Linked DNA regions of Mus musculus: all the other regions are linked to region 4. The links are chromatin loops, found by intact Hi-C in ENCODE. Cell type or tissue: heart. All regions are shown on one strand. Region 1 has its middle 32 kb from the start of Ldb2. Region 2 overlaps D5Ertd615e (DNA segment, Chr 5, ERATO Doi 615, expressed). Region 3 overlaps Ldb2 (LIM domain binding 2). Region 4 overlaps Ldb2 (LIM domain binding 2). Region 5 overlaps Ldb2 (LIM domain binding 2). Region 6 overlaps D5Ertd615e (DNA segment, Chr 5, ERATO Doi 615, expressed). Region 7 overlaps Ldb2 (LIM domain binding 2).

What was found. Hi-C counts contacts between places; a loop is a spot of excess contacts. Peaks named below come from ENCODE experiments on the same cell type or tissue, not always from the same donor. Only the 100,000 strongest peaks of a DNase experiment are listed, where the experiment ranks them.
Region 1: it touches region 4 in a loop (3-fold over the local background); 4 of 42 quality-filtered maps call a loop at or near these places.
Region 2: it touches region 4 in a loop (19-fold over the local background); 6 of 42 quality-filtered maps call a loop at or near these places.
Region 3: a loop joins it to region 4, with 4 times the contacts of the local background. A loop is called at or near these places in 4 of 42 quality-filtered maps.
Region 5: a loop joins it to region 4, with 3 times the contacts of the local background. A loop is called at or near these places in 4 of 42 quality-filtered maps.
Region 6: a loop joins it to region 4, with 4 times the contacts of the local background. A loop is called at or near these places in 6 of 42 quality-filtered maps.
Region 7: it touches region 4 in a loop (8-fold over the local background); 4 of 42 quality-filtered maps call a loop at or near these places.

What each region holds. Positions count from the first base shown.
Region 1 is chr5:44,829,566-44,833,565 of GRCm38, forward strand. No RefSeq gene overlaps it. Among named protein-coding and RNA genes, the nearest start is that of Ldb2, 32 kb to the left of the region's middle. In heart, a CTCF peak has its summit at 1,936 (motif pointing left); no DNase peak of the experiment used is centred here.
Region 2 is chr5:45,277,117-45,281,116 of GRCm38, forward strand. All of the region lies in intron 4 of D5Ertd615e (DNA segment, Chr 5, ERATO Doi 615, expressed), which reads right to left. Among named protein-coding and RNA genes, the nearest start is that of Gm46912, 120 kb to the left of the region's middle. In heart, a CTCF peak has its summit at 1,721 (motif pointing left); a DNase peak (open chromatin) is centred at 1,695; H3K4me3 peaks cover 951 bases; H3K27ac peaks cover 910 bases.
Region 3 is chr5:44,762,966-44,766,965 of GRCm38, forward strand. The region is part of intron 1 of Ldb2 (LIM domain binding 2); the gene reads right to left. Among named protein-coding and RNA genes, the nearest start is that of Ldb2, 35 kb to the right of the region's middle. In heart, no CTCF peak of the experiment used is centred here; a DNase peak (open chromatin) is centred at 2,206.
Region 4 is chr5:44,705,760-44,709,759 of GRCm38, forward strand. All of the region lies in intron 1 of Ldb2 (LIM domain binding 2), which reads right to left. Among named protein-coding and RNA genes, the nearest start is that of Ldb2, 92 kb to the right of the region's middle. In heart, a CTCF peak has its summit at 1,781; a DNase peak (open chromatin) is centred at 1,432; H3K27ac peaks cover 534 bases.
Region 5 is chr5:44,493,163-44,497,162 of GRCm38, forward strand. All of the region lies in intron 5 of Ldb2 (LIM domain binding 2), which reads right to left. Among named protein-coding and RNA genes, the nearest start is that of Gm40297, 64 kb to the left of the region's middle. In heart, no CTCF peak of the experiment used is centred here; DNase peaks (open chromatin) are centred at 1,089 and 2,139.
Region 6 is chr5:45,285,030-45,289,029 of GRCm38, forward strand. The region is part of intron 4 of D5Ertd615e (DNA segment, Chr 5, ERATO Doi 615, expressed); the gene reads right to left. Among named protein-coding and RNA genes, the nearest start is that of Gm46912, 120 kb to the left of the region's middle. In heart, no CTCF peak of the experiment used is centred here; no DNase peak of the experiment used is centred here.
Region 7 is chr5:44,756,970-44,760,969 of GRCm38, forward strand. The region is part of intron 1 of Ldb2 (LIM domain binding 2); the gene reads right to left. Among named protein-coding and RNA genes, the nearest start is that of Ldb2, 41 kb to the right of the region's middle. In heart, no CTCF peak of the experiment used is centred here; a DNase peak (open chromatin) is centred at 2,432.

The DNA.
Region 1 (4,000 bases), 120 kb after region 4:
TGAACTCCCCAGTGTCTACATGAAAAGGTAAAATGCATTTCAGTATGCAAGCAAATGGCTGAAGTATGAATTGACACATTCCAAATATAAACCCTTTCACCTGTCAGAAATACATAGCCTATATGCATGCATTATTTTTGTGTGATTGGCATAAAAACGAGTAGCAATGCTTAATTGCATTAATTAGCAACTACACTTAATTATTTTCATTAGCAAAATATTCATTTTAAAATTTCTCCTCTTAAAAGCAAAACTTGAGGGTCATCATCCACTTTTCTACCTGGGAGAGTAGGTTACCTCCTCCCTCAGGTGGTGAGCAGCATTCATTTTCCCTTTGGAATGTTTATTATAGCCATATATATCCTAAGACAAGTTAAACATTGCAATACCCCTTTTATTAATATTGTAAATGGCTATGATATTGTCTTAGGATTTCACAGTATGTCAAGCTTCAGTAGTCAGCATGGTGAGTGACCCAGATCTTACCCAGCTACCTCTTGAGAGAATGAAGCTCTCTTGAGCCTCGGGTTTTGACTCCATCTTAGTCTGCCAGCCACTGAGGCCTCTACACAGACTCCTTGGTATCAATCCCTACCACATTCAAATTGAAGGTATACGTCCAATTTATTTTGCTATACATGAGTTTTGTTGCAATGATGTTTCCAGTTTTAAAATCAGACATTTTAGGCAGGTATGAGATAGTCCCACAAGTAAAGGCACTGCCACAACTCTTTTATCTACTTGAACCTAAATAAATGGCTCTTTAGAAGAAACCTAAGATAGTGAGAAAGCCAAACCATTATTGCAGTTCCAGGTTGCAATGTTTGCTGCAGCAGAGGTGGTGGCCAGAGGGTTCCTGCTTTGGATGCTATAGAGAGAATTCAAGGAGAAGCGTTTTATATGATTCTCTAGGTTCATGTGGTCACAATGAAACTCAGCAGAAAGTGATGTACCTACACCCATATCAGAAATGTGGCTGCCCATTTGATTTAAACCATTAAAATTAACAAAATCAAACCAGATCTTTGAACACATGTGAAAAGGGATCCTATCAGTCTAAAGGGGGCATTCACTACACAAGGACTGATTCCCACCTGACACTGCTTGAATGTGCCTGATCCATGTCAAAAGTTGCATGTATTAAGTCCTTTAGTCAGGAAGTGAGCACTCTTATGGCTCAGACAAGTTAAGTCATTTGCCTAAGTCACACAGCATGTGGTTAAGCCGCAGCTAGAACTCCCTCATGTTATTCTACCATCTTTAACCTTACAGAGTGTGCTGCAGGTCACTTTCAGTCAAGACAGTCACCAGAGCAGTGCTGGTGTGCACATCTGAGCATTGTAGTAAACAGGATGTCCCCAAACTGGTGTTTACATGGTAGTTCTCTTAACTATAAACACCATGCTTTATACCATTAAGCATTTTAGAATCTCTTCAGTTGTCATCTTTTATTGATGCTTTGCAACCAAACAAGTGACTGAGGAGGTTTGAAGTCTAGCATTATTAATTATAAGATGTCCCATAGTAACCATTTGATCCATTGTGATCTCTTCTGAACTAGCTGGAGGCTAGTGTCTCCTGTTAACATGGAAATGATAATAAAATATCCAAATCTCCAATGCCTGGGCCATATGCCAACCAGAAAGTTCTTCAGATCCCCTATTATATATGAGGTCTGCTTGGATACCTATTAATTGATCCACAGGACATATTCTTTTAAAGATTCTTCTGCTGCTACTGGAATAATATCAGAAATCTGTAAGAATCCAATTAGCGAGGCATCATTTCATAAAGTCACTGCCACTTTTCCTTAATCAGAGAAAGTCAATTTCCCTTTGGGACATTTCTTGAAGCAGGCTGTTCCCACTGTGAAGGTCATGGTAGAGGGGAGGGCTTGACTTGTGATTGCCCTGTCACCTTCTGTCTCCCTCTAGTGGCTGATTCAGGGACGGCATGCACACAAGTAGAAACCATGAATCTCACCTCAGGTACCCTTGTTTAAAACGCTCAAGGGTTTCCCATTACTTAGACTAATACCCATGATATACCTGGTTCAGGGAGGCCACGTGGATGCTGCTAGCTTCTATGAACACTTCAGTCTCTGATCCTCAAGACGCTCCCATTCATTTTGATTTTAGCCTCCACAACCTTGGTTTGTTTTTTTCCTCTCTGGATTATATCCTCCAGGGCTTTCTATTCCTAGCTTCTGGGTTTATAAAACACAGCCAACTAAGTTACAAGACAAGTGGAATACTGGTGAACATTCTTGTGAGTTTCACAAATCTGAACAAAAAGCATGTAGTACACACCTAGCACATAAGGAGACAATTGGCACAGCATTGCTTATGAAAATATGAAGAGCCCTCGGCTGTGGTGATCACGAACATGAAGTCAACATGGGATTTCCTCTTTCCTTCTCTCTCTCTCTCTCTCTCTCCCCCCTCTCTCTCTTTCTTTCTTCCTTTCTCTCTTTCCTTCTTACCTTTTATTATATTCAATAATATGAAGACCCACTATTGTCCTGAAAGAGAAGGAAAGTGGCTATGATCACTGATAGCAATTATTATATTATCATTATATCAAGAGAGGCTGGCAAAAGATCTTGCTGAGTAGAAGGACTCACCACCAACTCTGAGCACTAAGTTCATCCCTGAACCCTTATGGTGGAAGAAGAAAACCAACTCCTTCAGGTTGTCCCTTGCTTGCTACAAGGGAACCATGATACGTAAACACACACACACACACACACACACACACACACACACACACCAAACAAACAAATAAATTTTAAATAAAAAGTAATCAAAGAATAGAATGTTTTAAAAGGCAATATTCAATTTCTTAAAACAATATATGTGGGAACTGGAGACACATATTTGTTGGGTGCTGTATAGTACATGTGAGACCCTCTCTTTGAGTTCCTCTAACAGAGATCCAAAATAATTTATGACATATATTCTCAACAGTTTCCCAGTTTGGCATCTATAGTAATTGACCTTTCTCTGAATGCGGTGAGATTAAGTGCCTTTCATGTTAATTGCTCCTCTGTATATTTTTTTCATTTGGAACTTTCACTTGTATGCCCCTTGCTGGGTTTTCTACTGTACAAGTGTTCATTGAATAAGATTTGGAGTTGAAGAGAAACCCAAAGGCCACTAAGATACACTTCATCACTCAAGAGCTCCTAAACCCATTTACTGTCTCAAAAGCAGAGGTACTAACAGGGGCACCATCTTTCCTTGGCAACAGCCCCACCCCCAGGAATCTACACTCACTGCTTCATAAGCCTCTAAAATGGAGAAATAATTACATTGAGTTTCAAAAGTAGAACTCACTGTGCTTTTTTTTTTTTTCCAAATAGTAAGTGTTTACAGATCACCTGTATTTACTGGATACTGCTCTAGTCATCTGTCTTCTACTATTTTATTGGTTCTCTTTTTTTTAAAGATTTATTTAATATTCTATCTAAATACACTGTAGATGTCTTCAGACACACCAGAAGAGAGCATCATGTCTCATTACCAATAGTTGTGAGTCACCATGTGGTTGCTAGGATTTGAACTCAGGACCTTCTGAAGAGCAGTCAGTGCTCTTAACCACTGAGCCATCTCTCCAGCTCTCGTTGGTTCTTTCTTGTGAAATCGTGCAAACTCTGACAAATGCAGCAAATAGCTCGGGCTAATAACCACCAGAGACCACAACAAGTGCCCTCACTCATACTCTCCTTTGCTAGAGGAAAATTCTGTGATTAAACATATGTAGGACTGGAGAGGTGGCTAAGCAGTTAAGAGCATGTAGCATTCTTGCAAAAGACCTGAGTTTTGATTCTCAACACCTATTTTGGGCAGCTCACAACCATCTATAACTCCAGCTCCAGGGATAATGCAACACACTCTTCTGACATCCAAGGGCATACCCCCATACAGATGTATTTATACATGCATAATTAAAAATAAAATAAAATATATCTACATACACACACATATATGCACAATGTACA
Region 2 (4,000 bases), 570 kb after region 4:
CTTTATTCAAGCACATATTTGCAACCAATTACAACATAAACTTAGGATCTGTGTAAAAATTGCTGGAGATGTCCCATAGTGTTTTCGGGGCAGTCTGTTCTCAGTGCACCAGTAGCTATATTTTGAATGTTCTGTCGTTATACATGCTACCATCATGGACTGCAAAGTTCAAGGAATAGTACCTATCATAGTGTCACTAAGTCTGGATCACCTTACACTTCAACATTGCTACAACCTACCCATCACACCCTTAGGGAAATACCAGCATTATTCCATTTCACAGAAGATAGCAATATAAAAAAAGAGGTTAACCCCTTGAAAGTCCTGAGTGCACCCAGACGTAGTACGTTTCTGTAACTGTGCTGGACACATACCAGAGGGGATCGTGCACATAAACAGTATGGGTGTGAATGTACAGTTTAGGAAGAAACTGAAAAGACGCTGAAGTCTCCAGAGTCCCCAACAGTTTACCAGGGACTGGACTTGGAGGTTTGGAGGGGGCAAACAAGGAAAGCCCCCAAACAATGGCACAAACACTTTCCTTTTCTGTAAGCTGCTCCCCAACAGCAAACTGCAAAGGGGTACTGCAGATGACCCCTGAAGGGCACCTGGGGCATAGATATTTCACTTCTGTTGCAGAAGACCTCCATCTGAAGCAGCCCCTAGATAGGGTCTCTTTGACCAGCCTGGCAAAGTGGATTTCCCTCGTTTTGCAGACTCTTTATTGTCATTCTCTAAAAGTATTAGGAGAAGAGAGATGGGTGTAACAAAATTAACAGTAATTCAAGACCTGAAAGGGGACAGTGGGAGTTCCAAATCTGTCTCTATTAAGATCCTTCTGACGATGACTCCTCCTCCTTTTCCTCCTCCTCCTCCTCCTCCACTTAAGCTTCTCCCAGTTTAGCAGCCAGGAAGGCTAGTGAAAAAGACTGTTTACACAGCACTGCAGAAAGCTATTCTCATGCTCTGAGCAGGGTACTGCTCTTCTGGACAGGGTTACATTATGCGGAGCTTGTCAGCTCCAAGTGCAAAGACGCTTGGCCCTCTTTTGTTTATTTCTTGCTAGGTGATCCCTCACTGGATTCCACTGGGACTTTTGCGTCTTTCTCCGCTACATTTTCCTCATCAGCAGAGCTCATCAGGAAAACCCCCTACTCAGCGGGCTTCCGTGGGAATTCAATGCTCTCTGCCTTTGATGATTCCGAATTCTATGGGACAAACTACACTACCTCGGAGTCAGGTTTTATGCCACCCAGTTTAACCTTGCAGAACCGGTTTTTCAAGTCAAGGCACACCGAGTAATCAAAAGGCAGGACCAGCTGCATCTCCGATATTTGTCTAATTCTTTTCTGTTTTTCCTTTCCTTTCCTTTCCTTTCCTTTCCTTTCCTTTCCTTTCCTTTCCTTTCCTTTCCTTTCCTTTCCTTTTATTTTCTTTCTGTTCCCTTCTCTTCTCTTCTCTTCTCTTCTCTTCTCTTCTCTTCTCTTCTCTTCTCTTCTCTTTGGGGATGGGCATGGCTACCTTGCCACAGCCTAGGCTCTATACAGTCCTCTGCCACGTGCTTAAGAGCTGTTCAACACTAATGATGCGATCAAGTTTTCTGCCAAATTCTAGAACCAAAGGGAGAGACAAGAAAGAAAATTTCATCAACCGCCCCCAGAATCCATTCCCTGAGGCATTCTGCTGTCCTTATCAGCCAGTCTCGAGTCGCTAGCGACCCCAAGTGGCCAATTTAAAATAACAGTCCCATCATCGACCTCTTCGTTGCTACCACACACCCCTTCATTTTACAGAAAAGAAACACACTTCGAGGTTTTTATACTCCCAAATCTGGATAGAATTTTAAAACTGCAAAGATTGAAGAGTCGCTAATGCCACCTGGACTAGCCACCTCATTTTACCTTATTTTATTTTTGTAATTTGATCAAATTCAAGACTAAGACCTCACACCAGGTAGGTAAAGCTCACACCAGGAAGTTAAACACTAAGCAATGTCCCCAGACCTATCTTATGTCATAGGAAGCAGAGATTCAGACAGGTAAAAGTGTGTTCCATAGGTCACAGAGCACATTAGAGTCAATTTTAGGAATAGAAGAAATGGCTCCCAGAGACTTCATGCTTCTAGATCTTGGTTTCCTAACCAAGAGAAGAAGTCTTTTGTTTCTCCAAACCCCAAAAGAAGAGCTGTTAGGAGACAGCATGCTTTAACAGAGTCAAATTTCAGCCACATACACTCCTAATACACGCACATCCTCTCTTTTCCCTTCTACACTCACAACTGACCAGGAAACATGAAATTGAGTCCTGGCCAAAGAGTCAGGAGGACACTATATTTGGTAAACACAGACAAGAGTCTTATTCTTAGGGGCTGGCCTTTGAGTTAAGGGACAATTTAGATTAGATTTCTACCCTCATAACAGCACAGAGCAGACATTATTGTTCCTATTTTGCAAATAGGAAAACTAGAGCTCATGGGCATGAAGTTGCTTGTCTATAGTCAGGCAATGACTAAATTGTAAAACTTATTTGCATAGTTTTATTTATTAATGTCTCAATTTACCAGCCATCAAATGGCATAATAAAGTCAGTATCTAGAGTAAGAAGATATTAGTGTTCCAAGGGGTCCTTTGTAGAGACTGTCTTCAAACAAAATAAATACACAAGATAAAAATGACTGGTGTCACTTTCAGCAGGAAGACAGGACATAAAGTGAGGGATGGGTTTGCCATCCCACAGTCACACCTCTGACCCATAATTGTTCCTGTCTGAAAGAATTACAGGGATGGACATGGAGAGGAGCCTGAGGAAAAGAAGGTCCAGCGACAGGCCCAAAGTGGGATCCAGCTCAAGGGGAAGTCCCAAAGCCTGACACTATTACTGAGGCTATGGAGCGCTCACAAAAAGGAACCCATTATGACTGCCCTCTGAAAGACCCAACAAGCAGCTGAAAGAGTCAGATGTAGATATTTGCACCCAACCAATGAACAGAAGCAGCTGACCCCATTATTGAATTAGGGAAGGCTGAAAGAAGTTGAGGAGAAGGGTGATCCTGTAGGAGGACCAGCAGTCTCAATTAATTTGGTCCCCCAAGATCTCTCAAACACTGGACCACCAAACAGGCAGCATACAACAGCTGATATGAGGCCCCCAACACACATACAGTAGAGGCCTTCCAGGTCTGTATTCATTCAGAGATGATGCACTTAACCCTCAAGAATCTGGAGGCCCCTTGCCGGGCAGTGGTGGCACATGCCTTTAATCCCAGCACTTGGGAGGCAGAGGCAGGCGGATTTCTGAGTTCGAGGCCAGCCTGGTCTCCAGAGTGAGTTCCAGGACAGCCAGGGCTACACAGAGAAACCCTGTCTCGAAACCCCCTCCCAAAAAAATAATAATAATCTGGAGGTCCCAGGGAGTTTAAAGGTAAGGTGGGGTGGGGGTGGGAGCATACACATGGAGACAGGGTGTGGGGAGGAGGTGTGGGATGTGGAACAGTTGGAGGGTGAATGAGAGAGGGATAAAATATGGAGTGTACCCAAGGAGCTAAAGGGATCTTCAACCCTATAGGTGGAACAACATTATGAACTAACCAGTACCCCTGAGCTCTTGACTCTAGCTGCATATGTATCAAAAGATGGCCTAGTCGGCCATCACTGGAAAGAGAGGCCCATTGGACACGCAGACTTTGTGTGCCCCGGTACAGGGGGACGCCAGGGCCAAAGGGGGGGAGTGGGTGGGTAGGGGAGTGGGGGTGGGTGGGTAAGGGGGACTTTTGGTATAGCATTGGAAATGTAAATGAGCTAAATACCTAATAAAAAATGGAAAAAAATAAATAAATAAATAAAAACAAAAAACAAAACAAAAAAAAATATGGAGTGTAAAAAATAAATTAATTTAAAAAATGACTGGTGTCTTCCTGCATACATAGGATCAACACCCTACATCTACACATGCAAGTTGGTATGGATCACAATCTCAGGGAGGATGACTGGATCTGAAATGA
Region 3 (4,000 bases), 57 kb after region 4:
AAGGAAGACATCATGTATGCATATCTAATGACAAGATTCATTGCAACAGACTTAGTCAGAAACACAACCTTGTACAAGGACCACTATAACTTTATTCAACAAACAAACAAAAGGAGAAGGACATATATAACCAATAGTCCAATCTAGTAACCAAGAGTAACCAAGGAATGTGTCTCCTTCAGTATTTGACCTTTCAAACTTTAAAATCCCTTGCCTCTCTGAGCTTTGGTGTACCATGATGCTAGGATTCTGGGTTGTGGTGCTCAATCTAAAAGACATCATCTTTGGAGAACCTCTTCCTGTGTTGGACTGACATAACTGACTCCTCTTAGAGTCTAACAACTTCCCCAGGTGTGTAGCTTGGTAACTACTCAGAAATAGTTGCTTTGGAGAAATGCTCACATTTATCCAGTGTTCTGATCACTGCCTTAATCCACTTCCTCCTTGGTCCTCCATGGTAAACACTACTGGTTTCTTTTCTTTACATATGAAGAAACTGAAGTCAGACAGGATGAGTAGCTCAGCCATGGTCACCCCACTACACACAATATTCCCTGTAGCACTGTTTTATGTAGCACAATTCCAGAAATGACCAAATGTTTAGGGACATTAAACCCTACACTTGAGTTGGTTGATGTCCTTATAAAGATGCCTCAAAATGAACCGCTGATTTTATCTTTGCATATTCAAAATTTTCAGACATTTTAAAAAGAAAGTCTCTCTGTCTCTGTTTCTCTGTATCTCTCTTTCTATCTCTCAAACTTTTGTTTACTGTGTCAGCCTGTCATGGTACCTTTTCTTTTTTACCTCATAGAACACTAACATTGTAATTGGCACGGCTTACAGACATGTACCAAGGGAACATATGGTATAGAACCTGGGATGTTGGAAGTCATAAGTGCTTCCTTGTTTTGTCCTCTATCCCTGTAGATCAGAAGGTACTTAGGGATTGCTCAGCAATGGGTCTTTTTACACTTTTACTCAGTGAACTCGGCCAGATCCATCATTACTGTTCCCATCCTGTCTCCAGACTGATATTTTTGAATCTACTTTTGCCAGCCTACAATATGTCTTCCCAAAGGTATCTAGAGCAAGGTGACATAGTTCCCCCTGTCCCAGGGACACAGAGGTTCTTGCAGTTCACCATGACAAACAAAGACATTTCCACTGCCTGTAAAACTTTGACATGGCTCTTCCCTCTGACAGGACATAAAAATGTTGGCCACACTCCTTTTGTGATGTCTATGGTCTAATGTCCCCTCACAGGCAAGGCGTTTTCTGACTTCACTATCTAAACAAGTAAAACACACACACACACACACACATACACACACACACACACAGAGGCACACACACAGACACACACACATGCACACACACATACATATACACATACACATACATGTACACACACATATACACACACATATACAAACACACACATATATATACACACATGCACTTACACACACACACAAACATACACACATCTCAGTCTATACTGATATGTGCCTCTTTCTGTTACTTCTCATACTCCTTGAGCATGTTGCTTGAGTACCATCTCTCTCCATTCTGCCCAGCCTAACATGATGTTCAGAATGTTGACTATTCAGTAAATATATTGATGATTGATGCAGCCTTCATTTACCACTGTCAGGCCTGCTACTATTAAAAGTGGCTATTGAGTACTGACACACAGCAAACAGTACCCAATATGTGACTGGCTAAACATTTGAGCAGCATATTCTCATACAAGCCCCATAATAGCCAATCAGATATGCATAACATCAATATGGTCCATGCACAACTGAGGAAACTGAGGCTCTATGGGAGGTTGCAGAACTCAGCCACTTTTGAGCTTTGCAGGATTATACATGAGCATATATAATGAAAGTGCAAAGTTCTTTGGTGGCTCTCAAATTGCTCTTTGCAGATAGTAACACATTGTGTGCACTGACTGCTCCCATAATGCACCGCACACCAGGCAAGAACTGACCTCACACTGAATGCCCCAAAGAATAAGTCTCTGAGCAGTTGGAGGAACAGTTCAGGAGGAAAGAGGACTTTGTGCCCACAAGGGACTTTCCTTAAACACAGCATGGAAAGGGCGTTTGCTGTGTCCACTTTCTGATCAGATAACAGTTTGACACTAATTCTTCTATTTTCCATGGGCACCAAAGCCAGTCCTGGACGTTATCGCCCATCGGTTATCTGTGTCGCCTGAAGGAACTCAGGCAAGGTACAGGAAAAAGGTGGGGGTATTGTTGTAGCTTCCTGCTGGCCTGCACACTGGCCTATTGTTGCTGTTATTTTTTTTAAGCTATCACATCACAATTATTTCGGCAACATCCTCTTTCCATCCTGAAACCAATACAGTATTTATTGAACTACACAAACTGCGTCAATGTGCAATTCTTTCTGCATTGTTGCATATTACTGCATATTCTTAACAATATGTTTCTACTGAATCCATTGAAAACTTTTGCTAATTGTAAAACTTTCTGGGGCAAATATAACGACTAATCTCTGTTTTATCTGTATAATAAATGATTACTTATTAAAACAATATTTTGGTAATTGCTTCATGAAATCAAATGGAACCTTGCTGAATTACCATACTTTTAAAGAAAGCTATCTCTTAGGATATTATTAAGCACAGAATTCTGCTATGGTTCACTGAAGCACTACCATGGTTTCATTCCCATTTTACAGACAAGGAAACTGAGCTTAGCATACTCTAGATGAATGATGAGTGTTGGATGTTCACTCTGTTGCTTAGAGGTCCCACTCCTGATTATACTACAGAAAATGCAAAGGGCCCGTTTTGGGACATTTTACCACTTGAACTTGTGTCCCAGCAGAATTCTTTGAGTGATGGGTATACAGAGCACGAGCTCCACAGAGGCCCTTGATTCTTTATGAACACCGCTGACAATACCAGCACACTCTATACCAGCTTGTTTCTACTCTCCCCTCCTCAGTATCTATGTGAGAGTGAGAGTGAGATGTGAACTACACTCTTTTTCTTTTGATGCTCACCAGTTGCTGGGGCTTTTCCTTGTACTCTCATTTTGGAGACAGTAACTGTGACTTGTCAAGAGCCACACACTCAGAGGCTTGCCACTGAGAACCTGAATACAGCGGAAGGGTTATCTACATTTTACTGAACACGTGAGAACCACAGAGGAAGAAGTCTCTCCCTGAGCTACACAGTCAGCTGGAGGCACACAAATTACTCAAAGTCTAAGTGAAGCAATATTTGTTGAGAACCTTACCATATTTCATGAAAAGGTAATTTCATGGAATACCAGAGATGTTGGTAATAAGGCAGGAGAATAACTGACGTTATGGGAGCTCTTCGAATTTGGTTAGGTGCTACGTAAAATCTTAAATGCAGCATTTTAAAAATATTTCTCTTTGTCTACAACTTCCTGACAAGAACTTATCTCATTAGACAGAGAATTCTTCTCAGAGTTTGATGAAGGGAGGACACAAAAGGCCTGCCCATTCCAAGAATGGCTCCTTAACTTCCAACGTTAGAATGAGCCGAATGTAGTTGTCTGAAGACATTACCTTCATATCCATGGATTGCTGAGGCAAACACAGAAAGATGGGCAGATTTTGGTGTCCTAGTAAAGAACTCTCCCATCGTCTGTGAGGACATTTCCTGCTACACTTCTGTACTTCAGAGCATGTAATTCTACGAAGCTCTCTAAGAGCGGTAGCACAAAAAAACACATTCAGCCCAAGTCAGAGCCCTGGTCTTCTAGGGAATAGTAGCAACGCTGTCACAAAGAACATTAAATGGCTCCCACAGCTGAGCTCATTGGATCTCTGGTTATCTGTGTTATATTCAGAAGTCCTTCTCTAACTGATCCATCTGGCCAAACGGAGGGAAATAGCAGTCTGTCATCTCTGAATGCTGATCCCCCGCATGATGGAGTAGTCTGTTCTGAAATGTCCACACTCATAAACAAGGCCTAAGGCTGCCACCCCATCA
Region 4 (4,000 bases):
CTAGTAACAGACACACACACACACACACACACACACACACACACACGAGGGGACAGGAGACAGAATTCACATTTCTGAAACACGAATCGAATCCTGTCATCTGGCATTCCGATGGACATTTGCGTTTATGTTGGATAAAGCCCATACCATGCCGTTTCCTACCCAAGCCTTTGCACATCCCAAGTACACTCCCTCCCTCTCTTTAAGCACCTGCCCCAGCTTGCTCTTCTTCCCTGAGTCTGGTCTAAATGAATACTCACCCTGAGGGCTCCCAAAAGGCTCTTGAGCTCTGTGTCACATAGTCTTTTCCTCGTGTCACAAGCCTGCTTAACTGTTGTAGCCCACATTTGACTGCATGTGGTGAGGGCAAGGCTAGAACTGCCTTTGATTGACTTCCTTGTGTATTCATTCCCAGCTCCAAACAGAAGATGTGGTACAAAATATAGTCAAGTTCAATATTGTCTGAGTAAATAAAACTGGATGTAAATGAAACCATTTTGAGTGCCAAAAGGGAGGAAGATTGTTTCCAAGCTAAGAAACACAGAGAGAAAGAAAGGCTAGCACACTCCTGGATGTACTGGATTAAGAAAATGCACCACAGAACAGGTAACTAAACTACTAGCGGACCCAAGAACTGACCCAGTGTGCTAAGGTTTTCTTCATAGAACTACAAAGAGCTAGTCAAAGTAATCTTCCATCATTCATCCTATAAAGTTGAATTAGAAAATTGGATTGGTCCATCTAGAACTGCTCAGTAGTCCTTTAAAATACATATACAAGTTCTACATTTCAGGAGTAGGAAAAAAAATATGTTTTGAGCCCCACCTACTTCCCCACAACCTGGAGAAAAGGCAATCGATGCTGAGAAAATATTGTGAGGAGAGAGGTAAATTCAGGATCCTCCCCTAATGCCTGCCCCACCTCTAACCTCAATCCCATTTAATAGCTCCCGATGGAGGTCTAGGATCCTGTGTAAGGCCTCACGATTCCCGAAAGGCAGCCCGATTTTCTGCTCTCTCTTTCCAAAGTGCTCACAGAAGAAGCTGTGGTTTCCATTTGTAAGCATCACTGGCTTCATGGTGGCACGCAGGTGAATTAGTTGGATGGTGTTGACGGAAGAGGTCAGAATCTAAGCAAGCATTAGGGATGGTTCATAGCTACTTCCACTGCCTCCCCCCCACCACCACCCCCCCACCCCGCCCCATCACCACCGAAAGGGCTCATCTCTGCAGTGAGCTCAAACCTTCCAGCCAGGAACCCTCTTTGTGGAGAAAGTGGGCTAAAGTGAAGTGTGCAGGCTCCCTCCTTCCTGTCCTTCCTTACAAAACCCAGCAGCGGTGAACACAGAGCTGTATGTCTGCCTGTCTATTGTTCAATGCTATTTCCTGTGCCTCATGAAAATGAATGAAGCTTGCTAGCAGGATCCCAAGCAAAGAGACGGAAAAGCCTGGCTGGAGTCTGGACCTTGGTTTGATTCTTCCTGAGTGTGATGGGATCATGAGATGGGTGTGGTATAAGTGGCCTGAAGAGGTGCCACAGATAAAGCTGGGGTACAGCTCGGTGAAGAGCTGTTTCCTGTTGCCGTAAAATATTCACTTTTCAGGAAACAAGTCAGATCTGTTTAAAGAGATATGCTCAGGTACTCTAAGGGTGCCAAAAACAAATACAAAAATCCAGGCACTAAAATATATTCCAGGCTTACAAAGGGGTATACACTGAGCCGGATGTTAAATATTCACTATCACCCACCCCACCCATCTCTCTTTTCCCCACAGAGAACTGGAGGTGGCAGTGTAGGTCTCCTTTCCACTTGAGACATGTTATCTGACTTTTTCGAGGTCTTATGACAATACAGTGGCAGGGGAAGGGTAAAGTCCAGATCAAATGTCAGAGCCCAAACTCTTTGCAAAGTGGATGCATTTGTTTGGAAATCAGTTGCACAGGTTTGTGTTTCTACGATCTTCTCTCCCGCTGATGCTCTAAAGTAACTACTTTGCTCACAAACCCAAGGAAGTTTCTCCACACAGCCAGGAAGTGATAAGCAGGTTTGAAAACTGAACCTGGGACCCTCTGCCTGTAAGGCAGGAGTGTCTGACATCAGCACTGGGTTTCTGCTCCAGTTGCTGGTGCTAGCGCCTGACCCACTGAGTACCAGTCTCTCTATGAAGAGTCTTGCTGAGTTTTAGTTGAAGCAAAGTGGGTGTCTTCATCCAGCCCCAATGTCCTCACCTCTGGCTCTGGAAACAAACCATTGATTAGAGCAAAGACTTCAGAAAGCTGTCATCTTGGAGACATTCTCTGAAGCCCCACACTAAGGGCTTTGTTGGATTTTTATCAGCCAGAGCTTGGGTTGGACACACGTTATTATTTCTTATTGACTCGGTAATCACTAACCCTAGCTGGTTGTGTTCAGCCACCATTTGCTTATGGCCCTTTTCAGCTTGAAATCCCCAAGACCTGTATACAAAGCTTTTGACTCAAATTACCCAATTCATCAGCTAGTTAATACGCCAGTTGTTAATCTTGGGGGGGGGGGGGTACTGAGTTTCTAGGATAGCTGCAATTTTATTAAAATCTTTTAAATGGTGCTTCTTTGAGAATGGGATAGAACAAGTGTACATGTATACTATTTTAGAGAAATGAGATGCTGTTGCAAGGGATAGCTGCTGGAGGAGAGAAAGTCAGTTTTCTTTACTCAGGAATATATGGATATGCACATAGCACAGATCGAAACTGATGGGTTTTAGAAAAATACAATTAAAAAGAAGACAGAAAATTGGATGGATAGGAAAGAAGGTGTGGGTCTGGGAGGAGCTGAGGGGAGGAAGACTGTGATAAAAACCCATTTCTTGAAATTATGAAAGGAATAATTATTTTGAATCAGAGAATGAAACAAGAAACTAAAATACAAAGGAGGTAGAGTTCAACTTCTCAAGGGGGATTTAACCTCAGAACAGAGTTCACTTTCAATTTAAATTAGATGGGCAGCCAGTAAGATGGCTCCATGTGGAAAAGCACTTGCCATACAATTGTGAGGACTTGAGTTTGAATCTGTACATTTTCCAGAAAAGCCCAAAGAGAAGAACAAATACCTGTCCCAGGGTTCTGTGGTAAGATGGGAAGTAGAGACGGAAAAGGCTCCTGATGCCCACAGGCCCATTGGCCTGGCATATGCAGTTAAAAAAAAAAAACAATAAGTAAAGCCTGTCTCAAACAAGATGGACAGCTAGGCCCTCTCTCTGAAAGGTTGTCTTCTGATTTCCAAATAAGCATGCACACTCACTTACACAGAGGAATGTGAACACACATACAGTGCATATTCATGGGAGAAAATGTAAAAATTAGGCGCTGGCATCAGTGCTGAAAAAAATATATGTTCTTTAATCTCACATGTAAAATAATTCCTCAACAGAGTACAGCAAAAACAAGAAAAAAATGTCCAAGGGCTGGGCTGGAGGAAGAGAAGCTGGGGCTACTGTTCTGTGCTTCTCTTACCCCTGCTTGGCCTTGCTCGTCTCTGTTTTCTTGTCTGTGAAATTGTGATAATAACACAGCCCAATAGAAACTGAGTTTGACACAATATAAGACTCAGGAAACATCAAGTGTGGTTCTTTGATTGTTGCTATGTTTTGGATAGGATGTCTCTCAAGAGTGTTAGAAATCTGATCCTCTGTGTGTGATAAGTGCTGTGAACTCCTGAAAGGGGCGTGGCATGGCGTGGCCCTTACATCATCAGTAGCTGTGGAAAAAGCTGTTTTCTTATGTTCCTCACCTCTGGTTAGTTAGTGTAGTTACAGAGAAAGGGCTACTGCATTTGCTGCTTGGTATTACACTTCTTGCAACTAAACACAGACACACACAGACACACAGACACACACACACACACACACACACACACACACATATATATATATATATATATATATATATATATATATTAGGATGTCCTTCCACATAAGCTGGATTTTAAGAAAGCAAGAGAAAAAAAAAAGGAGTCCAT
Region 5 (4,000 bases), 210 kb before region 4:
GCCCAGTGAGTGTCAGCCATGGCACTGTGGTCATGTCTCCTCTTACTCTACGTCTTTCCCTCGCCACTGCTCTGGGGAATGTGGTAAAGGTTTTCTTTCTTCAAATCAGACATTCACTTTTGTGAGGATGTGGTCTCTGGCCTTGTCCTTAGCTTTTAGGAACGGCTTGTAGCAAGTTACTCTCCTGTGCCTTTGGAACTTGTTGCCATCAGTGACATTTGCCTGCAGGTGCAGAGGAAACCTCCCAAGGCACGCAAGGTGCCAGCTCCTCCTCAGTGCCCCTTGCGACCAGAAGCAGAACCAAGTGGCCTAAGGCCTAACAAGAACCTGTTAAGTCATAGCTGAAAAAGTTTTGATTCGTCCAAAAACAGAAGAAATATTCCCATATCTCGTTTTCTTCTGGGGTTATCTGCATGATAAAGCCTCGCTTTGAAGGTCCAGGTATCCTTTAAATGACTGTTCCCATTTCTCCCCAGCAAGATGCTCTTAAAGCTTGACTTTACTCAATTTTGTTCGTGTGTGCTAGCAGAAGGACTTCCGAAACTGCCAGCTACTATTTTGGTGTATGTATGGTTGGGCGGGCTGGATTTGCCTTTCCCTTAAACAATGGGTGGGCTCTGGGAGCTCGGCCTTACTGTCTGTTCTTAAGATCAAAGCAATCAGGCTCCGAGAGATGAAGGTGATTCTCCATTCATACATGATCTTATTCTATCTACATCCATACATTCTCTCAGGCTATCTTCATGACAATGGCTATAGATCTGGATCTGTGCCCCTGCCCCAGCCCCCCCCCCCCACCCCGTTTCTCTGTTTTGTTTTTAGAGGTGTTAAGTACTTTGTCCCCAGAGTACTAACTAACCAGTCATGGAATCAGTGTGTGTTCAGCTCCTTTGGTCAACAGGCAGAAAAGCGCTCAGCAAACAGCAGGTGCTCACTAACAACCCATGGAACAAATGGGTTATCCTAAAGTTCCCGTTCTCTTTCCACTCCCCTCTGCTGCCGGCAAGTGGTTATCTCTTTCAAGCTGACTGAGAAGCAGGTGGCCAAGCCCTTTCTTCTTAGGGCAGCTTTGGGCCATTCTGGTTTCTGTTACCTCCCTGTAACCCCCCAGCTCACAACTGTATCTTTCGGAAACAGCTTAGGAAACAGCAATTTCCCAGCCCCTCGTTGCTGTCGATATGAAGCTGGAGAGTGATATTTCCTTTCCCTTAATTCCTCTGAAAGGCAAACAATGTTTTCCTCGGGAGTTCTGCGTCAGCTCCTGACTTTTGGTAAGCCAGCTGCACGCACCAGTCACATCTTCCCATACAGTGTGAGATCATATCGCCCTTGCTGGTCTTCATTGTGATTATGAAACACATCCCTTGTCACTCTTCACCTGTGTCCTTGGCAGCCTCCTCTGCTTCCCAAACACCATTTGTCTCCTTCAAGTTCTTCGGGGTCCCAAATCAATCATAGGTTTAGAGGATCGTCACCCACAGTTGAGGGCTGGCGGAGCTGAGCAGAGGAACAGACACTTTCAAATCAGGGGTGCGGTTTAGGAGCGCCCACAATCAAAACGAGTTTTGTCTAAAAACACTCAGGAGAGGACGTGGCAAGGTATCAGATGAGGAAGCACCCATATCCGTAGATTTTCACGGAGACTTTGTCGTTCAAACTAATGAGCAAATGGAGAATAAGACCTGTGATGAATGCAACTGAGTTCCATTTGGAATTAAAGCCTCTAATAAAAGCCTTTTTCTGTGGTTTCAATCTCCCTCACCACCATCGTCTTGAGCATTAAAAATAGATTTTTTTTTTAGACTGAGAGTTTTTTTGTTTTTTTTTTTTTTTCCTTAGTGGAGGGGTGGGGCAGGAATGGGCATTTTTCTTTACCTTTCTCTTTCCTTCCATTTTTTTTTCTCTTACTTTAAAATTGTGATAGGAATTAAGGTTTTGAAGGCACATAACAGATGATGGGTTTAGGGCTTCACCGTGTTCTCTCTAGGGACATACATACACTCGAGTGCCTCTTTACTGGGGCTCAATCACAAATGCAGTGTTTTCCACAGGATGCCATTTTTAGACTGAATTATAGGAAGTCTGCAGCACTAATAAATGGACAAGAAGCACTGAGTCACAGAATATGGTCCCGTGCCAAGGTGAAGGCCAGCTTGGCCTTTAGCCAGTGGACTGTAGATTGATGTTACAACAGCGAAAGTAAAACCAGTTGCTTACAAAGGAATGATCAATCAGCTGACAAAGGTCCAGGCATTTAGCCCCCACTCTTAAGTTCCACCTCTATTAATAGTAGCATATTTTGAACTTTATTGGTAGTCTTGGAGTCTCCTACTCTGAGGTGGGTTCATTGTGAGATTCTTAAAATCAGATGTAATTTGGGGAGGTGAACATTGGACAAATGTTGATCTTCCTGTCTCTCTAATGAGCGATGTCTATTTATTTGTCTCCATGACACAGTATACAGAGCAATAGTCACGAGGCTTCTTCAAACCCAGAGCTGTGGGTGTCTTCTTCAGATATGGTACTAACTTCCAGTAGCCCTGGATCCTGGGGCTGTGCAGTCGGCTTTCTCAGGTCCTCTCTGATTTGAGGAACTGTCATTCTTCTCCAGGACAAACTGATCTCCCTGTGTCATTTTGACCTGACTTAGATGGGAGCTACTTCCTAGGAGTTAGGAAGTTGAAAGCCAGTCAGTAGACTCTTGTTCCCACTATGGATGAACTCACAAGCTCAAGCAGCTGGGAGGATGGGGGAAGAAAAGGAACTTTGTGATGAAATTAGGGTGGCCATCATCATCCAATATCCTCAGAACAGTCCTTGACTGTAACTCACAGATCTGAAGATGGCCCTGAGATGCCTTCAAAAGGTCTTAGGCAGTCAATAGAGCACAATCAATATATTTGGAGTAAAACATGTTTTTAAAAATACCTTAGGAAACATTTCTTCTTATAATATTTTGTTAGTTTATTCTTGGATCTATTGGCTAGTGTCACAGAGTTCTAGATTTTGGAGAATTTCTAAACCATTGCTAATAAGCAGCACATTTTATATGTAGATTATGCCTGCAGCAGGCCAGGAAAGAGCCTGGGTTTTTGAGTCAGACCTAGATTTAAAGCTCACCTTGGGCCTACAGTGATGTGCCTCTCCTCAGGTTCAGTGTTGTCGGACTGAGTTAAAGCAGATGAGTTTGAAGAGCACACACACAGAGCATGATCAGTGTTCAAGGAAAGGAAGTGAATGTGTTCTATGGCTTGGCCATTGCACACAGTATACATACGTCAGGTTATCACAGCACATCACAGATGTATATCATCAACTTGCTTCAGTTTCTTACGTTAATAAAAACAAAATGTTATGATTAAAAAATGTTCGTGACACAAATAAAACTTCCGGCACAGTCCTCAGTTTGACTCTGAGCATCAGTTTAGTCTCTAGTCCATAAGCCTGAAACTTATAGGAGAGCAAGACAGACAGAGAAGGCCAGCTCTCTCATCACCTCTGGATCAGTAAGGCCAGACACCCTGTTGGTAGGTGGTCACTTAGGACGAGAACACACAGGCTTAATAACATTCCATTCAGGATTACAAGGAAGCTGCAATTCTTTTCAACTTGAAATTTTAATTAAATGTACTCAAAGGGAATGCAGATGAGGCCACCAAACAGGGTCATCCAATGGTTACTGGAGGCTCAAGCCAGCTGCAGAGCAAACCCCACTGAAGGGTAAAGCTTCTACGTATTGATAGTTCCAGCATTAATAATATTTCAAACCAGATTCATAATCATGTAATTATCAACACAATTCATATCACACAGCATGTGAGGGCTCTGAATTATTAATCACTCCAGTTCACTCTCCACACAGAGCACCAAGCGACAATTTCAACTCTCCAGCAAAATGAGTATAAACTCAGGGGTGGGAACATAGTGGAGAAGCAAGCCGAACACTCACTTAGTATCTGCCTGGGGACCATTAAATAACAATGAGTGCCCTGTCTACAGC
Region 6 (4,000 bases), 580 kb after region 4:
AAAAGTATTTAAAATAAAAATGAACTACTTGAGATCTCTTCACCCACTCTGGCCTCTGCGATGAATCTTCTCTAATTTCAAGCCAAATAGCAGCTTAAGCAATTGCTGTTTCGCTCACAAAAGCTGTCTGCATATATATTTTCCTCTCCAGGTGTGTCTACAGCATTGAGGAGAGAAACCAGTTTGTCCCTTAACCAAGGACCCAGCTGCTAGTGGATGCTCGATGCATGGTTATTGATTGACCTTAAAGTGGGAGGGTCTACACATACATGTTAATAAAATGCACGCACACAACCAGGATACTCAGAGTTTATGAAGCCATTGCTAATCATAATAATGGGAAGTAATGGCCATTCAGACTCTGCACTTTATATCTCATAGTCTTTATTTCTCTTCTACGGCAGCCATGTGAAAGAAACATTGAGGGTAGTTCTTCAGCCTCTCCACCTTTCTGAGAATAAACTAGATGGACTAATTACTCATTTCATAAAAGGAATAGATCCACGCTAACCCCAGGAATCACACGCAGAGCTAAGCTGCAGAGACAAACAGCTGTTGGCACTCTCGCACGTCCTCGGGCAGAGAGGTAGAAGCTGAAGCTTAGCAGCTACATGAACAGCAAAGCTAATTTCCCCGGAAAAGAAACAATACATTTCTCATCCCCCTAACCTTGTTAGCTCAGGTGGGTTTTGTTTTATTTTGTTTTCAAATGCAATTTTAAAACAAATTTTAGATCTCTTTAGCTTATATGTACAAATGCTTTACTTGCGTATGAGCATCATGGGTCTGCCTGCTTGCTCCGTGGAACTGGAGTTATAGATGGTCATAATCCAATGTGTGGGTGCTAGGAATGGAACCCAGGTCCTCTGCAAGGACTGCAAATGCTCTTAACTGCTGAGCCATCTCTCTACCACCACCCCCCAAACATGATTCATAATAGCTTAGCCTACTCCCCCAAACTTATGACAATAAAAAATGGAAATGGAGGGAAACCTGGAATATACATTTCTTGCAGTCGTTCATAGTCAAGTTGCTCTATTTTGACAAAAAGTTCAGAGTTTGAATCAAGAAACTCATAAGTCTATTTTTACAATGGTTCTAGATCAGCTGATTTTTTTAAGGCTTTTGGAAAATGAATTTGAGTTGTGCAGTGGTCCAATTTTAAGATTTTTACAATTTTAATCTGTAGTTTATTTTGACATACATCTATATATGTATGTAAAATATGTATGTATACATACTATATTGAATCTACATATATCTGTATCTATATCTACAAATCTGCATGTGCGCATGTGTCAGTTTCACTCTATCCCTAGCCCTTAGGATAGTTTAGTTGAGGTCTTTGAGATACCCAATGATCTCCTTTAGTGGAAAAACCTAACTTAGATGTTGTTTTGAATCTGTCACATCAGTTAACTGAGAATTCTCTTACATGACCCAGCTAGTGTACTAGCTAATCCTATCACTCACCACATATGCCTGCAGCAATCTTTGCCATTTGAGAACGCCAAGGAGCAGAGAACTAAGGCTTCACCCCATTCAAGAGAGCAGACATATGACATTATCTGTCCTGTTTACTAATAAATGTTAACGTGAACGATAAAACTCATTGTTCACTGCCCCATCCGAGAGCAACCTCGTGGGAAAGGAAGGAAACAATGTTCTCTCGGGATCTGTCGGAAGAAGGTAGCACCCAACAGAACCACATGATATTCAATGCTGAATGCTTCAGTAGCTTCACGTTGCTATAACAAAATTAGTAAAATAATTTACATCATAAAGACAAAGGGTTTTATGTTGGCTCATGACTCTGAAGGTGGCACCTTTGTTTTGGGCCTCAAGCAAGGATAATAGTGCATCAAGGGAAAAGAACAAGGTGTAATTAAACCACTTACATGATAAACCAGAAACAAAGAGGAGGACAGGCCTGAGTCCCACCATTCCTTTTGATGCTAACCCCCCAATAACCTAAAAATTTTCCATAAGTTTCCAGCTCCTTAAGGCCCACCACACCTCTCAGTAATGTCACTCTACAGATGAGCCCTACCTAACACATTGGGAACATTTGAACATTTACTGGGTCACCCTGCATTATGATAGTAATAAACAATTGTTCTTCACTCCATCCCTTATTACTTTCTCTTTCCTCCTTCCTTGGGTGCAGCAGATCATATTGAGGGTTTAAGCCTTACAGCTTCCATGTGGTTGACACATCTGGGAAGAATCTACTACATGAATGCACAAGTCAAGCTTCTCTATCACACTGGGCTTCTCTGTATGGTCATCAACTATGGTATCACTCATGGGACCAGGAAAGAAATAGATTCAGAGTCTCTCTGTCTCTCCAAATCTATCTGTCTGTCTGTCTGTTTCTGTCTCTATTTCTCTGTCTCTGTCTCTCTGTCTCTCTTACACACACACACACACACACACACACATATACACAACAAACCATACAGTTCTCAAGAATCAGAGTTTCAGATCTAACCAATCAATCCTTTATCTTGTATGAGGCTATGCCAGTGCCTAACAAATACAGAAGTGGATGCTTACAGTCATCTATAAGATGGAACACAGGGCCCCCAATGGAGGAGCTAGAGAAAGTACCCAAGGAGCTGAAGGGGTCTGCAGCCCTATAAGTGGAACAACAATATGAACTAACAAGTAACCCCAGAGCTCATGTCTCTAGCTGCATCTTTAGTAGAAGATGGCCTAGTAGGCCATCATTGGTCTTGCAAACTTTATATGCCCCAGTAAAGGGGAATGCCAGGGCCAAGAATCGGAAGTGGGTGGGTAGGGGAGTGGGGGAGGAGGGTGTAGGGAACTTTCAGGATAGCATTTGAAATTTGAAATGTATATAAAGAAAATATCTAATAAAAAAAAAGTTGCATATTTGGGAGGTTGCCCAAACATCACTTAGTAAAACAGTCCAACAAGTTTATTTCTCACTGGAGTCCTGGGCATGTACTCCACTGTTTAGAAACCAAGAGGATATGAAAAACTGGCTCCCCAAACTTCTACCAGAATACTCTATGCACAGCAAGATCTTTTTTCTAGCAATAGTCACCAAGATGGTAACATGTCCACAATCCAGTTGAAAGTGAAAACAGCTTCAGACTCAGGCTATGTAGGGTTTTCCTTTTGCATGGTGAAGAGCCTGGCAGAAGGAGGCAGAGATACCACACTAGCTGACCTAGAATACTCTGGATAAATATGTATCTGACTATCTCACAAAATGGTATCCCTAAAGATTTCTAATGTTATTATTCTTTCAAAAGTATGGATTACTTTAAACAAAAGCATCTATTGTCAGATTTTTGTAATGTTACTACAACAATTTAAGTATTTGCTATGTCCGAGGCTCTAAGCCATGTCTCATACGAATATAGTGTAAGCCATGCAAGGTAATTTTAAATTTTTTTTTATCATACCTTAGATTTAAAAATGCAATTAAACTCCATTTCAGTAATATATTTTATTTCCAACATGCAAAAATCTTATCACTTAAATGTGAATATAATAAAATTGGTGATATATTTGCATTCTCTCTTTTGTACTGACTCCTAAAAGCTTGATGTGTACCACATGTTTAAGGAATTGTTTGCATCTCCGGCTTACACTATGTTTTAGCCCATTGTTTCTATAATGAAATACTCAAGGTCCGAAAACATTAAGAAAAAAAGCTCAGTTGACCTCAGTTAGTTTTGAAAGCTGAAATGTAATCAAATCATCCATAATGCTATCTCTGACATAGTCTCCTTGGTTGCATTGGCTTGTAGCAGAAGGAATGAGCACACACGTATGAGAGGGAGAACTAACATAAAGACAAAAGTCAAAGGGAGGGAGGGGCTAGCAGTGACCTCTCCTTGGAAAGGTACCACATTTCAGCATTGCCACATACATAGAGGGCCAAGTTACTAAAATACAAGGCTTCAAGGTATAAACTTCATCCATCATAGCACCACATTGAAAAGGTCAATAGATGCATGTGGCTAGT
Region 7 (4,000 bases), 51 kb after region 4:
GGGTAACTCACGACATGATTATTTTTGTACAAAGCCAGATCATCCATTTTATGGCTCCATCTATCCTTTAGAGCCATATCCATAGGAAGCAAGCTAAGTAGGTCCATAAGTGGGTAATTTCGGTGCTATCCATGGGGGAAGCATAGAGATACTTCTTGCTAAGCATGGGCCTCTGAAGCTCCTACATAGTGTTAGCTTTCTGTGGGTCTCACTGTAAATGCTCAAGTGGCCATGTTCCCTCCACATGCATAGACTGACCCAGAGGTTCCCAAGGATAATGGAAGAATCAGAGGCTTTTAAATATGTGCCTCGCCATGTTCCATTCCCTACCCTACCTACTTGCTGAGTGTTCTTGAATAAGCAATTTAATTTAAATGAAAAAGAAAGAAAGAAAGAAAGAAAGAAAGAAAGAAAGAAAGAAAGAAAGAAAGAAAGAAAGAAAGGAAAATTTCTGTCTACCTCACAGAAATAGTTATGAGATTAAGTATAAGTATATCTTGGCACATTAGAGAAAAGATTTATGGTTTGTAAAAAAAAAAAAAATATTCCCTCCTTTCCTTAGCATAAAGACCTTCAGAATATCAATGTAGAAATTTTAATATTCTAAATCCCCCCCCCAAAAAAAAAAAACCAAATCATCATCCCAGACCTCATCTACTCCATATTGCCATCTGGAGGTCCAGCCTGTGAAACGATTTTAACAATGTCTTCTCTGGGCTAGCAGGGCTCAGGATCAAGTGCGCACACCAAATTCTGAATTAGGTAAAGGGTAGATGGTGGAGTCATTCACAGAAATAGGATTTAGAGGGAGGACAAGATGATGGATATAGTGGTTTGAATGAAAAATTCTTCCCACCCCAACCCCACCCCACATAGTCTCTGGCATTTGAATGCACAGTTCCTAGAAGGTGACCCTGTTTGCAGAAGCTTAGGACTCTGTTGGGGATAGCATGTCACTGGGGGTGGATTTTGACAGCTTAAAGCCTTGTATCATTCTGAGTTTGCTCTTTCTGCATTCTGTTAGTGGTTGGAGGGCCCTCAGTTTCCACCTCCAGCCTTCAGGTCTACTGTGTGCTGCCATGCTGTCCATATCATAAGGAACTCTAAACCCCTGAATCCATAATCCCCAGATTTTATCCTTCTTTGTATAAGTTGCCATGATTACAATGTTTTATCAGAGGAACACCGAATGGTTCTAGTTTGGGAGTTGGAAGTCAGTGATATCTGCCGTGCACCAAAGTATGTGTTTCCAGCAGCTAATAATACAAGCCTAAAGTAGAAACCTAGAGATGGATACTTAGGGGGAATGGCATACAGACTTTCAAGTGGTGAGAGGGGACATGTGAGCTTGTGCTTGTGTATGTTGAAGAGTCAGAGATTGTTGGGAAAAATACATGAAGTGAAAATAAAACTCATTCAGAATGAGTGCTCTAGAAGATATCCACACATATCAATGAGCAGACAGGTCCCGATGAACAGTGAGTAACAACCTGCTTTTGGAGTTGTCAGAACTAATTTTTAACTTTAGGATATGGTATAAAGTCTCCACCAGAGCAGGAAAGTCATTAGAAGCCAATGGATCTGATAAATAGGTAGGAACCACTTCCATCACAAAGGCAGATTGACAAGGAGAAAGAGCAGAAAGAAAAGAACACTAGAACTAGTAAAATAAAAATATCTAAAACAATAGCCATTAAAACCAAGAGACCTGGTTTCTCTTTAGTGGCAAGAAATCACAGCCCAAAGATAGACAGATGTCATTCTGGGTGAGTAGTCTCAGAGGGAGACTCAAAGAAAGCAGGCACGAAGTCAGGCTGGTTTAAGAGTGAGAAGATGGTCCTTGAAAGCACTGGCTTAGGAAGGCTGGGAAACCAACAAGAAGGAATCTAGACAGGTGGGCAAGAACTCCACAAAGTGTGAAAGAAAGAAAGAAAGAAAGAAAGAAAGAAAGAGAGAGAGAGAGAGAGAGAGAGAGAGAGAGAGAGAGAGAGAGAGAGAAAGAAAGAAAGAAAGAAAGAAAGAAAGAAAGAAAGAAAGAAAGAAAGAAAGAAAGAAAGAAAGAAAGAAAGAAAGAAAGAAAGAAAGAATCCTGGACAATGTTTTACTGACAGGGTTGTGATGGTGGCTAGGGTATAAAAAACAAACCTTCAAGGCAGCTTGATTTCTGAGATCATCAATGGTGAAGAGCAATCATGATTATGACGCAGTCTAGCTTTGTGATCTTAAGCACGATTCATTTCTCAGCTGCTAAAATGGGCTCTTATGGAGGTAAAATCATCAGAAACATGCAAAAGACGTAGTGTACCCAGCCCCCCAAACACCCTAGCTATGCTTTGGTTTCCTCTTCCCATCCTTACAATAACCAAGGCATTTAAACTAAAATCACAATGGCATCCTGTGCTCTAGCTATGACTGGGGTGGAAGGAAATGATGCATCTGCGCTGCATGTCCAAGAGAGCATAAACAGGATGGCTCCTTCCCCTCACACACAGTGAAATGCATTGTTAGCATGGGGAACTTTCACACACATGGGCCAAGCTAAGAATGACTACATGTAGAAAGATCCATTCATAAAGTATCTCGAGAAATATCTGGACAGAAAATGCTCTGTGAATGTTCACCATCACTTCTGATTACACATTTCATTGATAAGATCTGTGGCAGGGGATATATACATAACCCCAGAAAAAAAAATACCTAGAAAATTAGCTTGCTCTAGTGTTTTCTAATTTGACATTACTATTTTTTAGGATTTCATGAACTCATTTTTCTATGAATTTGATGTAAGAGTAACATTTGTTTTAAATCCTTTTACTGGTTCCTTTCAGGCCAAATCTTTACTTTCCTTGGGCTAAATATAACAAAGTGAAAGTCAGTCAGGATTATGTAAATCAAATTAGTGATCCAAATATTTTAAGAAACAGTGGTTACTATATCCTGGCTTTCATGTAAATATTGAGTTACATTGGTTTATGTTCATTGGACAGAATTTAGAAGATGGTAAAAGGAAAGATTACACTATCTTTCAGTAACACTTTTGCCCACATCTCTGTTACGGGAGCAGGAAGCACAGCTCTTCAGTAGTAAGCAAGCAAAGAAAGCCCTCTCCTCGCCAATATCAAGATTTCTTTTAAAAGTATTACTCTTTCATTATATTGCAAATGGAATGGAGATGTTTCCTTGCATGAGGTGCTATGAGCATTATGAATATGCGTTATTATAATTTCTGTAGTTATTCATTTTAATTTCTAATGCAACCAAATGAAGCGGCAGCCTATGGGTGGAGAAAATGGTATCTGTAAACTATGTGTCTGATGGGTGCTTAATATACAACTGTAAAGAAAATATACGAGTCAATAATGGAAAAAGCAAATGGCTCAGTTAAAAAAAAATAAAAAATAAAACGAGGCAAAGGACCTGCAAAGACATTCCTCCAAAAAGACATAAAAATGACCAACAGATACACAAAAAACTACTTAGCATCACTAGGCACCAGAATCCACCAAAGCCATTGAGAGATACCAGCGCATTTATTAGGATGGCTACTATCAAGAAGCCAAAATATGGTAAATGTTTGCAAAGAGGAGGAAGAACAGGAGCCCTAAAACACTTAGCACATGGGTCTCTAGATCAGTGGCTTCTCAACCTGTGAGTCACAAACCCTTTGGGGGTCGAATGACTCTTATAGAGATCCCCTAAGAACATCAAAAAATGAAGATATTTACATTGTGATTCTTAATAGAAGCAAAATTACAATTATGAAGTAGCAACAAAAATAATCATGTGGCTGGTAGGTCAGCAGAGCATGAGGAAAAGTATTAAAGGCTCGCAACATTAGGGAGGTTGAGAGTGCGTTCTAGATGAGTTCAGGAGATATGGGAGCTCATTTTCTAATGAGATCAATGGTGAGGATAATGAATGTTGTTTTATTTTTTGTTTTTATTTTTGTTTGTTTGTTTTGCTATTGCATAATGAAATGTGTCAAATTTGGAAAATATGC